2 separate regions of the Mus musculus genome follow, and region 1 is linked to region 2. Evidence: chromatin loops called from intact Hi-C (ENCODE). Cell type or tissue: gastrocnemius. All regions are shown on one strand. Each heading gives the region's core, and the rest is flanking DNA. Links, peaks and the distances in the headings are about the cores only.

The links. Peaks named below come from ENCODE experiments on the same cell type or tissue, not always from the same donor. Only the 100,000 strongest peaks of a DNase experiment are listed, where the experiment ranks them.
Region 1: it touches region 2 in a loop (7-fold over the local background); 5 of 42 quality-filtered maps call a loop at or near these places.

Annotation. Positions count from the first base shown.
Region 1 is chr5:53,634,327-53,642,659 of GRCm38, reverse strand. It overlaps Rbpj (recombination signal binding protein for immunoglobulin kappa J region), which reads right to left. Exons shown (of 11, transcript NM_001080927.2): 3 at 6,603-6,698; 4 at 471-636. Among named protein-coding and RNA genes, the nearest start is that of Rbpj, 48 kb to the right of the region's middle. In gastrocnemius, for the core only: a CTCF peak has its summit at 3,788; no DNase peak of the experiment used is centred there; H3K27ac peaks cover 1,273 bases.
Region 2 is chr5:53,322,468-53,330,800 of GRCm38, reverse strand. No RefSeq gene overlaps it. Among named protein-coding and RNA genes, the nearest start is that of Gm40303, 60 kb to the right of the region's middle. In gastrocnemius, for the core only: a CTCF peak has its summit at 8,120 (motif pointing right); DNase peaks (open chromatin) are centred at 1,025, 4,554 and 7,427; H3K27ac peaks cover 1,096 bases.

The DNA.
Region 1 (8,333 bases), core at 27-8,026, 310 kb before region 2:
AGTAGACAGAGCATTCTCTGTGTAACTTGTGTTCTGGACTGGTATTGGTTAGCCAAGGCCACTAGGCCCAGACCCATGCTCTATCATGTGTTAGCAGCTACTTCCCAGCAGGGGATGAAGATAGGAACACAGAATAAACCAAAGCTGAGAGACACATTTTCATAACTATCCGAGTATTACAATACTGCCAGGTAGAAAATGAGGGATTAGTCTCCCAATAGAAATCTGACTTACAACTAAGACAGGCAGGAAGCTGGAGAGGCCTCCTGGTGCTGCCTTTAAATGCTACCCCGCACACTATGAGCCAGCAGGCCATAGCTGTCCTGAAGGTATACTTGTGATTCTGATTTACACATTTAAACAGTCACTGTTAAAAGCACTAAAAATAAGTGCAATAAGCACTGGTATGGAAAAAACTAAAATAAATAAACACTGCAAGAATGAAGGCAGAGTGTACATTTTGAATTTACCTTCCCTTCCAAGTTCAGCTGCTGCATTTCTTGGTCACTGTTTCCTATTCCAATAAACGCACAGGGTTGAGACTCTTGTTCAGAACATCCATCTCGTTCCATTTGCTCTTTTTTTTTCTTCCAACCACTGCCCATAAGATACACACAAGGAGGAGGGCAAAAAAATCTGGGGAAAAAAAGTGGCAGAAAAAAATTAAATTCAAGATCATATTTCATCTTTTAAAATATGAATTCAAAGTCATACTTCAATGTACTAAATTGGTCCCTAACATAGCACTTTGGTCATTTATAAAGCAAACTGTCAAGTCAAAAGGACTGATATAAAGACTTTCTTATCTGTTCTAATACAATCTGAGGACTTACTTATACCATCAGTTAGATTGGTCCTGCTTTAAGCAGAACTGTGAATTCTCATAGCTCAAGGCTCTGAACTACTCTACTGGAATTTGGCAAACAAGACACAGATATAATAAATCACTACAGAATCTGTGATTACTAAGTCCTAGCCAAGACAGCAGCATCATCAATTTTAATGCTACTCTTGTTATATTACATCTAACTTTATTTGGTAATTTACCTGGATTACTAGCATTAAAGTAACACCCCAAGTAAGGCAACTAAGGAAGACGACAAAACAGATGCTTGATCTGAGTTCTACAGAGTCCATGTCTATGTACCTTAGCTCCTGAACACCGGGTTTCAGGACTGAGAAACATCTTGGACTGAAAGAAAACTACACTGTATTGTTTCTGCTCATGATTACTAAAAGATTTGCTCTTCTGTATGCCAAAAAGCATCCTCCCAAGTTCTCTCCACATACAATGACTCTGTCAAAACCTAACAATCAAATTATGAATTTATCTCTAACTGTAGAGCAGAATGTACTTCCCCAATGATATATAATGTACCTTTGCCTAATGATAGCCACCGATATGTACATACCTTAAAATGTGTGTCCTGTCCCTTTGTAAAGAGGCCTGAAAACTCAAATGACTAGTAACCAGGCAAGCAGTATAAATGATGAACTAGGTAGGTCTGTAGTTAACATGTAGGAGTATCTTACACAAAGAACTACCTTCCTTCCCCTCTTTCTTAAAACAAAAGGCCCTCATGGTGATTCCTACTTTTTGTATAGTTACGAATACAGAAAAGTGTTTCTTGATTCTGATAATCCTGCTATAAGCAAAACAGCCTCACTGTAACAATAATCAACTACCTGTGCCAAGTTCCAATCATAAGAAAGCAACAGGGAAAGATGACCAAGCACGTGGCTCTGTACTAACACTGCTGAGCTACAAACACAGGCCTCCTACTGGCCAGTGACATCTTCTAGTCAATTGACACTGGGAATCAAGTTTACCTGAAACTCAGACTAAGAAAAGTAAATTGTATTGCTGAGCATAGTGGTACACACCTTTAATCCCAGTACTTTGAATGCAGAGGCAGGCGGATCTCTGTGAATTTGAGGCCAGTCTGGTCTACACAGTGAGTTCCAGGATAGTCAGAACTATATAGAGGTCGAGATAGATAGATAGATAGATGATAGATAGATGATAGATAGATAGATAGATAGATAGATAGATAGATAGATAGATAGATAGATAGATAGATACACAAGTGAACAAATAAAATATGCACCTGTGCATAAAGTCTCAGGTCTATGAGGAGGTAAACCAAGAATAGCATTTACTTAACAGCCTCCAAATGTACTGGCACTTTCTTTTCACAACCCTGGTCAGGTGCTAATCCTACTATAAACCAAACAGTATAAGAAGTGAGCTGGGATTATTTAGTATTTATTAGTTCTTCAAATACTTAATATATCCCCAGGTATAAAAACAACAAAATCAAACAAAGTCACTCTCCTCATGGAACTTACACTCTAATAGGAGGGGGTGGGGGTGGAGGTGGGGAAAGGATGGGTATGAAGTTAATATAGAGACTCTGTTAGCTAGTAGGAAGTACTTACAAAATAAAGCCAGGTTAGGGTGACTAAAATATGGACTGTCTGAGGCAGCCAGGGAAAACTTTGCAGCATTTAAAATAAAGGAAGACAAAGCATATAGAAGCCGTGGCTGGTTAGAAGGGGATCAACCATGGAGAGGAAGTTGGGGGCAAAAAGGTTGAGTAGCCCAAGTGTGTCCTAGAGAGGAGAGTGTGGAGTATAGAGTAGGAAGCCTCTGGGTGTTTCTGTAATACTTAATTAAGCAACACAAAACAAGAGGAGCTTTTCAAGCTTGCATGTTCACACTTGGGAACAAGGATATCAAGGTCATGGCCCAGGTACTGGTCCCAGGACCATGTCACTCCAAGTTTGTAGAGATGCTTATACTGGCTGGGCATATTTTGTAATTGGTTTAGTTTACTTCTATGCCAGGGATCTTTCAGGCTTTTAATGGCAGAGGCTACCAAATGCATAGCAAGACACATCTCAAGTACCTAGGCTAATACACTCTCAGGAACTTCATCCCACGTTAGTATTTTATTGGACACTGAATTATTAAAACTCCTTGGTGAATTGGTATTATCAAATCTGAATGATTTGATATTAGTAATGATTAATACATTATTACAAAGTACTTTTATTTCATATCTGAAGGCTATATGCACACAGAAATGATAAAGGAATGAATATTTGGAATATTTATAGAAATGTGATAAAAAAAAATCACAGAAAATTAACAGCATAAAATTGACTAATTTTAGTCAGACTAAAAGGTATCTATATAAAACTCTGATGGAACCCGGCAATGGTGGTATAAACCTTCAATCCCAGCACTTCAATCCCAGGCAGAGGCAGGCAGATTTCTGAGTTTGAAGCCAGTCTGGTCTACAGACCGAGTTCCAGGACAGCCAGGGATACAGGGCTACACAGAGAAACCCTGTCTTGAAAACACATACACATACACACACACCACAAACAAACAAACATCTCTGATCGAAACCAGGCATTAGGGGTACATGCCTTTAAACCTAGCACTCACAGGCAAGGTAGGCAGATCTCTGTGAGTTTGAGGCCAGCCTAGTCTATTCAGTGAGTTCCAGAACAACATAAACAAGGCTAGGGATATAGTCTGACGAAACAAAAAACCCACTGATCAAGATTCTACCTTGAAAGTTTTTTAAGAATACAATAAAAACAGACTTTCCAATAGTCTATGGAATAAAAGTGCATATTATAATTAAACAAACAACAATTAAAATGCATTTCTGTGTTTGAAACTGACTTTTAACAGCGGTCAAACTTTTAACTGTCTTATCAAACAATGTCTCCTTTTTACTTTCTTTTCTTTTGGCATCTTTTAGCTGACAAGCAATGCTATTCTATCCCACTTGGTGGCGATATATGCACATTTAAGATTTTACTCATTGCAAAATTTAGTCATAAAGTGAATGATTTAACAACAATCCCTTCCCCTCAAGTCCTGTGAACATACATGGGGGAAAAACCCAATAGGTTAAAAAAAGGGCTTTTATTTAGCTTGGTATGACAATTAAGTTTGGTTAGACGAAATCCAAACTTGTCACCACTGAAGGAACACCTGGGAGCTCCTGGTCCATCAATTACCCCAGGTAACACTTACTAGTGTCAGTAACTGTCCCAAGAGCACCTCTCATATAATTGTTCAGTAGACAATACTGAACACTAATGTCATATCAGTCTACCTATCCATCTACCTACCTACCTACCTACCTATCTATTTAATCTATCTGTCTATGGCACAGCTATCAATACCAATTTACGCCTTTTAAATGAAATTTCCTGGCCAGATAATTTTAGCATTATTTACTGGAATTACTTTCTATGACAGATGTGGCCAAAGTGTCTGTGGCCACGTCCCAAGGTTATTTCATGTCTCACTCATACCTCAGCAACTCTTTAAAACAGCCTGAACCAATATCATCAAGGAGGACAGACTTTCCTCCTCTTTCCAGAAAATGGAGAGCAGATCCATCACCTCTTTAATCCTCAAGGAAGCTTCAGGAAAACCAGCCAGCCACACCCCTCTCTGTCTCTGTCTCTCTGTCTCTCTCTCTCTCTCTCTCTCTCACACACACACACACACACACACACACACACACACACACACACACACACACAGAGAGACAAGCAAGCACACATATTTACCCTCCTTGGAAGCATTTTAATACACATGATTCAAAAGACAAAAGACAGAGGAAAGTAGTTACTATAACATATTCATTCTTTTTCTTGGAGGCTAAAACCTAAAATTCTTCAAGTATTTAATGGGGTTATGGGTCGACTAAGCCATACCTAAATAATAGAAGGTTAAAAACAAACAAACAAACAAACAAAAACAGGCTACCACAATAAAGACAATTATTAAAACGTTTATAATTCTTGATAAGCCGCTGCAGCCCTGTGGTCCTGTATTTCTTACAATAACTAGCAAACCCTTATAACTTCAGAAGGCCTCAGCCATCCGACATAAAATTAAATGCCATGTGACTTTGTATAGGTCTAACTAATTAGACACTAGCAACTAACATAATTTAAAAAGGGAGTAAGTGAAGAAAATTATCTAACTGATAAGAGGCTTTGTCAAAACTCCAGAGACTGAAAAGCAGAGGCAGCACTGCCTGTGTTTGAGCCCAAGTGACTAGTGTGATTGCCCCATGCTTCAGTGAGGGCTAGCCTGGCTGGTCTCACCTAGCCAAGGATGGATGAGAAGAGTGAGTGAGGTTCACAAGGACTATGCTTTTTGAGGCACCTTATTCCTCGGCCCTGACACCCTGCTGTTGCTAACCCACAGAAGGCGGTAAAAAGTAAGGCAGCATCAACACTACACCCAGGAGATAGCACATGCCTGTGGGATTTCACGTCATACAAATAGCTTAATGTGACTTCCTATTTTTTTGAAGCTACAAAAATAAAAGAATTTTAAAACCCTGGAATTAGTTGTAGGAGTCCCAATGCTGGTACCAAGGATAACAATCAATTGAAGCCAAGGCAGCACATATGTTTAGAGTTTCTTAGCTTCATTTCCTTTAAAATGCATATTAAAACCCTAATACTGGTAGAGTACTTCCCTGGTTCAAGACCAGAGTTGCTAGGCAATCTTCTCTATTTCACCTCAAAAAGCATAACTGGCCTTAAACAGCATTCTTCAGTGCTAAGAAGCATTCCTGTTTTGCTTAGAAAACAACTGACTAGTGCGAACTCAAGTTCCCAGAAAAAGGTCACACCCATGTCACCAAGGCTGACTGATTATAATGCCACAACTGTCGAGAGTTGGAATGTTGCAAACTCAGGGCTAAATTCTCTTGGGCTATCTTTAGTCTCAACAGTCATTCACCTGTGCCTGACCTAAGAGCCGGTGGCTATCACATAAAATCTTCTAGATGTATTATCAGACTACTGGCTTACACCAACTCAACAGCCAAGGATGTCATCCGACAGCAGTATACCCCTTAGCTGTAACCCAATAACCAAGAAAGGTTTCTTGATTTATAACTTTATTTTCTATAACTTTACAAACCATATTCACATTACAACACAGCATTTGAGGTGACCTACATCTGTGTTCCTAAGCCATGACCATTTATTTACACTTAGCTCTAGAACTGAGAACACACTACACACATACACTAAATTTTCTTATTTAAAAACCCAAACCTAGAAATTCATCTAGGGCCAACTTAATGAACAAAGAGTTGGTTTTTCACATCAACTTCTATGTTTAACTAAAAATCAGTAATCAAGTTTCACACATCAAGTAAAACAAAATAGGGCTGGGTTGGAGCTCATTAAAGAACATTTTAATAAGAGAAAGGCCCAAGATTCTACTCCTACTACCCACTCCACCCCCTCTTACCTACATTAAAAAAAAAAAAAAAAAGATTTTTATTTATTTATAAGTAAGTACACTGTAGCTGACTTCAGATGCACCAAAAGAGGGCATCAGATTTCATTACGGGTGGTTGTGAGCCACCATGTGGTTGCTGGGATTTGAACTCAGGACCTCTTACTCCATGAGCCATCTCACTTGCCCTTTTTCTTTTCTACTATGCAAATGAACCAAGGAATAGAACCAAGTCTCAAACATAAATGTAAATCATATGCAAATTATAAAATAAGCACTATTTGCCCCAAATGCTCAATAATCTTACCGTTTTTCATTTCCGTAAGACTTCTGTGCAACTTTTGCATGAAGAATGAGCACTGTTTGATCCCCTCGTTCTTTTAAATAATTTCGCATAGCTTCCCTGTAATCAAATATAAAATTACTATTGTAGGGAGGGTGTTTTTGTCAAAGCCTTCTTTCACTCTAGCAGATGAGAGGAATGCTTATGAACATTTCTTAAACAAACAAACTTAAACACAAAACCAGAAACAATTGCATGAGCTTCCTTAAAAGATCCTGTGCTAAGGAAATACAAACCCACCTTCACTCTGCATTTTGGCTGTTAAAATACAATTAACGTTTACACTGGTAATATAGTTAACTGACTTTCTCTATAGCTTATCTTGCTCCTCTACCTTCTCCCTTAAGTCACAACCAAACATCAAATCACCCAAACTTCTACTGCCTGACCCGAAACTAACAGTCTCCCAAAGGATTTTGTTAAATATATTAAAAAGATGCTAATTGAAAATTTTGAAACATATTAAACGTTCAAAAAATTGAACATTATATCAAATGAAAACTGCCACATGCTTATTAAGTAATGTTTTATAAAAATTTCAATGTATATATATATTTATTTACCTAAGTTAAGTGCCACATAGGAGGGGAAAAAAAAAAACTCTACAGGTTTAAGTAGAATATCAAGTCTTGAGATATTTTACATATCACAAAATTAAAGTCAGGATAATCAATGAATATTTTTAATAAATTTAAATTAAATTTAACTTACATTATAAATAAAGACAATCCAAATGACAGTCAAAACTGTCAGCTGTCATCAAGTCATTAAATGTAGGGAATTATAGATTTGTGTCACTTTTACACTGAACTCCTTGGATAAACCACAGAGCCTCACCCAGCTTTTACTTTCAGAATCTGAATACAGGAGCTAAGAGCCACCTGGTTCAGGGTGGCTAAAGGGGTCTAATGAGAAAACCAAAATGACATTTATTCTTACTGAGAAAAATGTTTTAGCTGCAAGGCATGGAAAGTGTACACAGTGCAGGCAGAGTATGGACCTCTTCCACTGAAGGCACAGAACCGAATGGAGCAGTGCACTCCTAGCAAGGGCATGGCAGAGCCAGTGCTGAAACAGGTGTCTACCTAGGTCAGGGAGTAGGGGACAGAGGACCATGCACAGGATCTCTCTCAGTATTGAACAGACTGCCAATAGCAAGGGTACTGGGGCATAACTACTGGAGATGAGTGACAGCTCAGAGAATAAGATGGGGGTGGAGATTATAAAATAAAAAACAGCAGCTGAGGATATGGCTTGGTGGCTAAAACTTTTACAAGAGGGCCAGATTCCCAGACCTCATCAAAATGCCAGGTGAGCATGGCGACCCGCCTGTAATTCCTTGCCTTGAAGGCAGAGCCAGGAGATCCCTGGAGCAAGACCAGGTATACAGGCATGGTGAAAGTGGAAGAGAGACTGAGGAAGATTCCGTAATACACATGAAAAAAAGGAAAAGCCAAAACAAGATAAAAACAAAAGTTGAGAGAAGTCCAACACCCTGTCAAAATTTGTACACAGGTCCCACCGTAATACACATGAAAAAAAGGAAAAACCAAAACAAGATAAAAACAAAAGTTGAGAGAAGTCCAACACCCTGTCAAAATTTGTACACAGGTCCCAGTCATGGAACTTGAACTGCAAGCACATTTTCTAAATTACATTCTACTAACAGTATGATCTCTGCCATGTCACTTAGTC
Region 2 (8,333 bases), core at 241-8,240:
TGTGAGAAAGAGAGTGGAAATTGGAGTGGTGTATCCACAAGCCAGAGAATGCCAAGGTGGTAGTCAGCCATCCGATGCCAATGGGGGCCCAGAGGGGAACTTCCTCCGAGCTCCCAGAAGGAACCAGCCCTGCCAATGCCTCAATTCCACAGTTCTGCCCTCTGAAAGAACCAACAAATAAATGTGTGCTGTTGTAGGTCACCACGGTGACGGTACCAGAACGCTGGTACACATTACACATCAGATTCATTTCTTATATCAAACTCACTACCGAATTGCCACGCGTACCAGTACCCAGTGTAAAGTAGGCATTCAAATAAATCTTAAACAAGTCAATGAATTTACATGTGAGTGCTCAACATAAGGCTTAATTCTGTCTGTTTCCTCAGTGGGATAGTAGGGAAGGCTGTAGAAGGCTCCCTGGACTAAACACCATTGTTTCCTCTGTATGGAGGTAATGGCACAGGCAAAGGTACAGTCAGGAGAGCTGGAGGCAGGCTGAAGGTAGGCAACTGGGGCCTACACACAGAAGATGGAGCAAAGTGTGTGTGGGAATCCCAGGTGAAGCTGGAAAGGCAAGCTGAGTCCAGTTCTGAAGACACGATGCCATCCTAGCATGGCACTTGGCCTCGACCCTGTAGGTAACGGGCTGCCACGGAGGTCTTTTAACCCAGGTACAATGTGCTCAAAATCATGCTGAGGGGAAAACGGATCTGTTCTCATTAGCATTGACTCCAGACCTGCTGAGACAACAAGGCATAGACAAATGGTCCACATTCATCTTTGCAAATACATAGCAATTGTCCAAATGAGCCCACTCTATACTGGCTGAGCTTCTGATTACAAAGTGCCATCATTCACAGGGACACAATGGGGTTGGGGATAATCAGTAGAATTGAGAAGCTGTGTTCTCCCACCAAGACCACAGCTCTCCGTGAGTGCCTCTCCCACCAGCTAGCTGTGCCCATTGGCAATAATACCTGGCATCTCCTGGAAAGTGCCAAGATCTGCAATCACTTGACACACTCTTGGCTCTGACCCTCTGGGGTCATGCTGTGGCCATTTGAGCATCTGTAACAGATCTTCTTATTCACATTTCATACCCACAGTCAACACACACTCCTGGCCATGGTGAAAAGCAAATTTCCGCTCCACACTTTTTGGGGTGGGATAGCAGGAGGAGGGAGCACAGGCCTGGGTCCAATCTTGTCCCAGACATTGGGATGTTTTCAATTCCTCTGCACCTTGATTTTCTAAGTTGATGAAAACATCTAGCTCACAGGGCAGTGTGCAGATCCGAATAGCAGCGACTCAGAGGGGTGGACTCTCTGCTCTGGAACTTCTGTGTAGAGCCAACCAACCTTTATTTACAAGAAGCTAAAGACAAGTTCAGGGCATGGAGAGATGTTCAGGGGTTAACATGTTTGTTTGCTTCCCAGGCACAGGACAAGAGTCTGAATCCCAGCATTTGGGTAACAAGCTAAGCATGGTCCTGTGCACACTGGTAACCCCAAGGAAGGATTTCTGTGCCTTGCTGGCTGCCAGTCTAGCTCCAGGTTCAGTGAGAGACTTTCTCTGAAATAAGAAATAAGGCAGAGACTGATAGTAGGTACCTGACACCCTCCCCCTGACCGTGGAGCATATACATGTGTGGTGTGCATAACACACACACACACACACACACACACACACACACACACACACACACACACACACACAGAGTCAATCACAGTAAACTGAAGACACTGAAAACCTCCTAAATGTCAGTCCACTTCACACACTGTCACACAAATCCAACACATGCCTGCCACTCAGCCATCCCAAACAACAGTGAGTTTGAGTATTAGGGTTACCATTGCTATAATGAAACACAACAACCAAAATCAAGTTAGAAAGGAAAGGGTTTGTCTGGTGTCCATTTCCCCTCGTAGCTTGTCACTGAAGGCAGGGACTCAAATAGGGCAGGAACCTGTGTGCAGTTAGAAAACAGACTAGACGGGTTGGAGAGATACCTCAGGGGTTAAGAACACTGACTGCTTCTTCCGAAAGTCCTGAGTTCAAATCCCAGCAACCACATGGTGGATCACAACCATCTGTACAGCTACAGTGTATTTATGTATAATAATAAATAAATCTTTGGGACAGAGGGAGCAGGGACTGAGTGAGTGGGGTTGACTGGAGCAAGCAGAGATCCTAAAATTCAATTCCCAACAACCATTTGAAGGCTCATAACCATCTGTATAGCTACAGTGTACTCATATACATAAAATAAATAACTAAATCTTAAAAAAAAAGAAAACAAACTAGACCCACACACAAGACAGCCTGGACAGATTTAAAGAACACAGTCCAGAGTTCTGGCTACCTTGGACTAGACATCACTCCAAGCTCTTGACAAAGATGACCTTATTGATCCCTCACAAATCCTTGAGGTACTCATTATTAATCCAAATGTACAGAGAAAGAGATGCAAAGAAGCCCAGTTGCCTGCCCATGTTACACAGCTGGTTCACATTCTTCACCTCAACATTATAATAAGTGCATGTGTGTATACACATGCGAGTGCACACACACACACACACACACACAGATAAACAACCACACATCCAAATTTCTTGATAACAGCAAGATCTTTAACATACCACTAGTCTCCCTGTCTGCTGTGGGTTCATTCCGTCCATCCCTGCTTTTCCTCTGCTTATCTCTATATCCCAGGGAACTCCACTCAAGGTCTTCTTACCTCTGGCTTCTGGGTGGGTTTAGGCAATGGGATAGTATGGTAGAAGACCGAAGGGTAGGAGAAAATGAACAACAGGATGCTCCCCCAGTCTCTGTGCCTCTCCCAAGCTATCAAATCCTGCCATGACTTTAGATCATGTGGGCAGTTTTCACTTTACACCAGCCATAAACCTCACCTCGGCAGTTCTCAACGTTATGATCGATTCATAACGGTAGCAAAATAAAGTTATGAAGTAGCAATAAAAATAACTTTATGGTTAGGGGTCACTACAACATGAAGAACTGTATTAAAGAGGCACAGCAATAGGAAGGTTGAGAAGCACTACCTTGCCTGGTCATCTTAAGGCACCAGTGTTTCTATCGTCCCCCTGCCTTAGGGACAACTGTGGTTTCCTATGCTTGATGTTTTTGGGTGCTTTCACCTCCTTCCGTTTAGCTTCTCAGCTCACCCTCCTGTGTATAACAAACTCCCTCTATTAAAATGCCCTGTATTTGAAAGACCTGCAGTGGCCAGCTGTGGTGGTACACACAACCTTAGGAGGTAGAAGCAGGTGGATCTGTGAGTTCAAGATCATGTGCAGGACACCCAAATCTACATATAGAGACCCTGTCAAGGGAAGGAAGGAAGAGAGAGAGAGAGAGAGAGAGAGAGAGAGAGAGAGAGAGAGAGAGAGAGAAGAAAGAAAGAGAGAGAAAGAAAGAAAGAAAAAAGAAAGAGAGAGAGAAAGAGAGAGAGAGAGAGAGAAAGAAAGAAAGAAAGAAAGAAAGAAAGAAAGAAAGAAAGAAAGAAAAAGAAAGGAAGGAAGGAAGAAAGAAGAAAGAAGAGAGAGGGAGAGGTAGAGAAAGAGAAAGAAAGGAAGCGAGCAAGAGGAAGGGAGGGAGGGAGGGAGGGAGGGAGGGAGGGAGAAAAACCTACAGTCGTTTCTAGTTTTCTTCCTAGATCCTTACTAAATAAACAACATATGTATAAATTATAAATACAGACAATATTCCTGCTGATGGTAGGAGAATTATCTGAAATCAAAGCCTAGGCTTTCCTCACTCATACACAAACTGACCTGTTAGTCTCTCCCTTGCCAATCAATAGTGTAGACACAATACATTCTTATTCAAACACACACACAACTTACTTTTATCATTTCCCTCCCATAATTCAAGGCATTTTAAAAGAGTGTGTGAGCAGCTGTAGTCCTGAGATGGATCAGGAATGATTGATAACAGCACAGCGTCATCTGAACTTAAGGTTTCCTAGGGGCGATTCTTTATGTCCCTTTGTGTATAGAGACACTGCTCAGATCTGGGAGAAGATGCCTGGCTTCTGACACAGCATTCACTGCGCACAGGGGTGGGGTGGGCAGTGCTCTGCTGAGCTTCCGTACAGACTTTCCCATCCTGTGCCTATAGACCCCATGCCTAGGGCCCCTTGGTTGCTCTGAGTCTCCCAGCTATTAGGAAGGAAAAAGAACCATATCTTTACCCAAGCTGAAAAATCACATTTCTACAGTGCTCTTGGCTGCTGAGATCTTTCCGTGCTAGGACCACCCCTTCCTCACAAGAAGCAACTGGGAAACAACAGTACAAAACAGCTCACCACTGTTTTAAAGGCATTAACCTTTGACCAGTCTACGTGTTGTCATTAAGTCGTGAACACACCACAAGCCCCTTTTCGCACTCCCCCAATCATGCTTCCTATGGGAAGCAATTCTGGCTCTTCTTAGATGGAATCTCCAGGGCCATCTAAGAACCTGGGGAAAGAGGCTGCAGCTCTGCCAGGGAAGGCAGCTAGCGCCATCTACTGCTCACATGGAGAATTGACTCCGACAGCATCCTCCGTGCAGGGATTTCCGGCCACTGCTCTGGGCTCTCCCTAAACTCCATCTGCTTTTTCAGAAACGTCACAGCTTGCCAATTTGCAAATATTGGGAAATCACTTCTCCTCGCATTCTTCAAGGAGTAAATCTCCTGAGCCCATTGCCAGCAGAACTCACACAAGCTGCCAGGCAATTACCTAACCCCCAAGGGGCTCTACAAATTGAACACTCCAGCTATTTAAAATCCACCACCCGCACACACCGAATTTTAGGAAATTCAGCGTGCAAATTTCATCCTCAGAATTTCTCAGGGCTACCTGAGTCTTTCCTAAGGGTTGAAAAATCTCTCTCATGAACTGTGAGACATCTGCTTCCCAGGGTCTCCACCATCACTGCAGCTAAATAACAATTTCAAAACCAGTTGTTGGTTGGCATTTAAAATTTAGAGCCATGCTTTCTTTTCTCCTCGTAATAGAGAAGAGGCTGGGTGTTTTTGTCTTCAGTAAGCCCTAATTTCTTCATCAGGATCCTGGCCATGAATGACTTAAGCTGCTCCACCCCTGTGTTTGTTAAGCCACCCCACAATCAGACCCAATCTGGAAACAAAACAAAGCCATGTAGAGCTGCACCCAATAAAGAGGATCTTGGCTTCTTCATAATCAGCTAATGGTATCATTGACCCTGAGGGACTAACACCGTGAGACGTAAACCCAAGTCCTGAATAAAATTGCAGAATGCAGGAACTTTCTGCCGGAGACGTTGCTGTTGTTGTGCTGAATGAGCCAGGGAACAAAGACAAGAGGCCAGTGCCTTGAAGAGATAGGGGAGAGAATTCACAAATATCAAAAGAGCTGATCCTGACTCTCCACTTCCAGAGAGAGAGAGAGAGAGAGAGAGAGAGAGAGAGAGAGAGAGAGAGAGAGAGGGTGCTTGCGCTTTTGGGAGACATTATTGCTATTTTGACCACCACTAATTTGTCAGGAATATCTTTTCCTGAAGACAAGTGATTTCACTCACCCTTCAATTAAGGATGTAGGAAGACAGTGAGGGCCAAAGAAGGCTTGGGGGAAGCGTAGAAGAAAGGGAGGAGGTAAGGGGAAGGGGAGGGGACGAGGAGGGAGGGAAGCCATCCTTCTCCCCTCTCCCAGTCTTAGGAACATGCTGCTGTAGCTAGACAGAATTGCCTTTTTGTCTTTTAGCTAAGTTGGGTTTTGACAGGGCCCTTTTGCTCTCCTGTCAGCTTCTCAATTCAGGCAATTTCACGGCTTCTTTTCTGGTGCTGAGACGTGTTTGTAGGAGCACGGTTGTTAGATGGAGCCTTGAGCACAAGAGCCAAATTGCTAAGCTGCCTCACCTTGACTGCAGCCCAGACCCTTACTAGAGGTTCTGTTGGTGACCTGCAGGCAATTCAGGCATAACAGAGTGATCAGGGATGCCGAAAGGCAACTGTGTGTCCCAGTTAATTATTCAGTGCAATGATGGCTTACAGCTCTCCGTACACTCACGTTCAACGAATTGGAATTTTTTTTAAAATGGACTTCATTCATTCATTTAATAAACCTTTCTCGAGAGCGGTACTAAAGTTCTGATGACCATAGCTAGCTCATGAGATGGAATTGTGCTAAAGGGTAAGAAGAGAAGCTAGGTATGCGGAGTGACAAGGTCAAAGCCTAAGTCAGGTGCTTGGCTTTTCTCAGAAGAACAGGAAGGGAGGGCCTGCCATGAAGACCAGAGGCTGGGAGGTGAGGCCAGAAGGGAGGCCTGGGATGGGAGACGAGGCTTGTGAGGCTCCTGGGCTACTAAGGGGACTGCAGTGTCAGTAAAATCCTTCGTGGAGTTTAAAGACCACATCATTTCAAGAATCCTTGGGACTTTAAAATGTCATAGTCACAAAAATAAAGCTGCTCTCTCAGCATGGTACCCCATCATCAGCTTTGACTCTGGGCTGACCCCCTTTCTATGTGGTTCCCAGCTCCATACATATCAGCCACTGCTATCCTTTGTGCCAACATCTGTCTGTCTGCCTGGTGAATCCCTAGCCAGCCCTGAAGAGCCAGGGAGCTGTCACTCCACTTACCAAGTGTCCCTTGACTTTTCAAGATTGAATTATTTCCTCTGCCCCAGAGCATCTTGGACCCCGTCCCCACAGAGGGTCCCTGATGTCTCCCTGGGGTCTTCCCTGCCCTTCCTGATTAAAGGTTTTAAGGGAAAATGTGTCATAGAGCAGGTGTGCTTAGCTTTTCCTGGAAAACCAAGCAATACATTAAGAAAGTCGGGGGGTGGGGGGCGGTGATCCATCAGTTCTCTGTCAGTTATCCATGAAGAGGGCTAGAGTTTAGGCTGTGCAGGCTCCCTCAACTACAGCCTAAGTGACCCTGGGGAAGGAGCTGCCCCAGGGTCTTTCTTGGTATGTAAACAGAGAAGTCACAATGCTACCCTTGACTCTCTGAGCTGTTGAGAAGGTTAAAGAAGGCTGTACAAAAAGGTACTTGAAATGGGGGGTAGATTCATCCCTAATGAGTGCTATTAGTATTAAGAAGGGTTGTGTTGTTTGGGACAGGACCTAGAAGTGGGCAAACCTACAAGGGAGTGGGAATCTCAAAGAGGTTGGACTCACATCCTCTCCATCAGCATTGCCTGGATATGTTCTAGCTTCATCGCAGTTCCTGAAAAACTTATGTCAATGGTGCGAGGAAGCCATTGTCTCACAAAATCCCTTGTAAGGACACCACGGGGTAGAGGATCAATTACACTATCCCCAAACTCTCCCCCACTTCCCTAGAACCATTTGCTAACCCCATCTGCTGTCAAAGGAGCCTGTTAAGGGGGCCTCGTGGGACTGGACTTGGAGACAGGATGTCTAGGCTGGAACTCCTGTTCTGCCATCTGTCAAGTTAAGTGACCTTGGCCAAGAGGTGTCGCCTAAGTCTTGATTGCTGCACTAGAGAATCATGAATGGCTACAGCCCTACCTCTGTGGGTGTGGGTGTGTGCAGGCAGGAGCTCTGTGCTCAGGCTATAGTATCCGGCTAGTTCTGCTCAGCGCTGTTTCTATTGTTAGCTATATATCGGGATAAGTTACCGATCTTTCTGTCCCCCTGTTTCCTTTTCTGAAAACCAGGAAATAGTAGCTCCTGGCCTCTTGTAAGCAGAGGTTCATCAACCTCAAGTTCCTGTGAACACCCTTCAGCCACTTGAGACATTATTACTTCACAGCATTTGGAGATGGGGCCTTCTAAGAGGTCAGGCCAAACAAGGCCACCTGGGTGGGCCCCACCCTCGGCCTGTCTGCTGGGCTTGTGAGGAGACGTTAGGACATGACACACAGATAGAAGACCCTGGGAAGTCGCAAGGAAAGATGCCGTCTACAGGCCAGGGAGAGACGGCGATAGAAGTGCATCCTGCCAAGACCTTACGTTTTCACTTTGAGCACTGTGAGAAAATCGGTTTCCATTGTTTAAGCACCTGTCTGTAGCCCTTTGCGATGGATTGAAACACTACGGACAGAAGTGCTGAGCAGAACCGTCAGAAACACCAGTCTGCTCTGCTCATTCCTAGAGGGGGCCTGTGTCCCACAGGGGTCTGTAGAGGGCGCTGCACTGGATTGGGCTTGCTCCTCGGTTCTGTACAGACATCACCATGCAATCTTTTTCTTTTCTTTCCTTTTTTTTCCTTCTCTTTGAAAAAGGCATTTTTGAAGCCAGATGTGGCGTTCCACATCTGTAATTCCAGAACCAGAGAGATGGGGGGGGGGGGGCGGTGGCAGGAAAATGAGTTCAAAGCC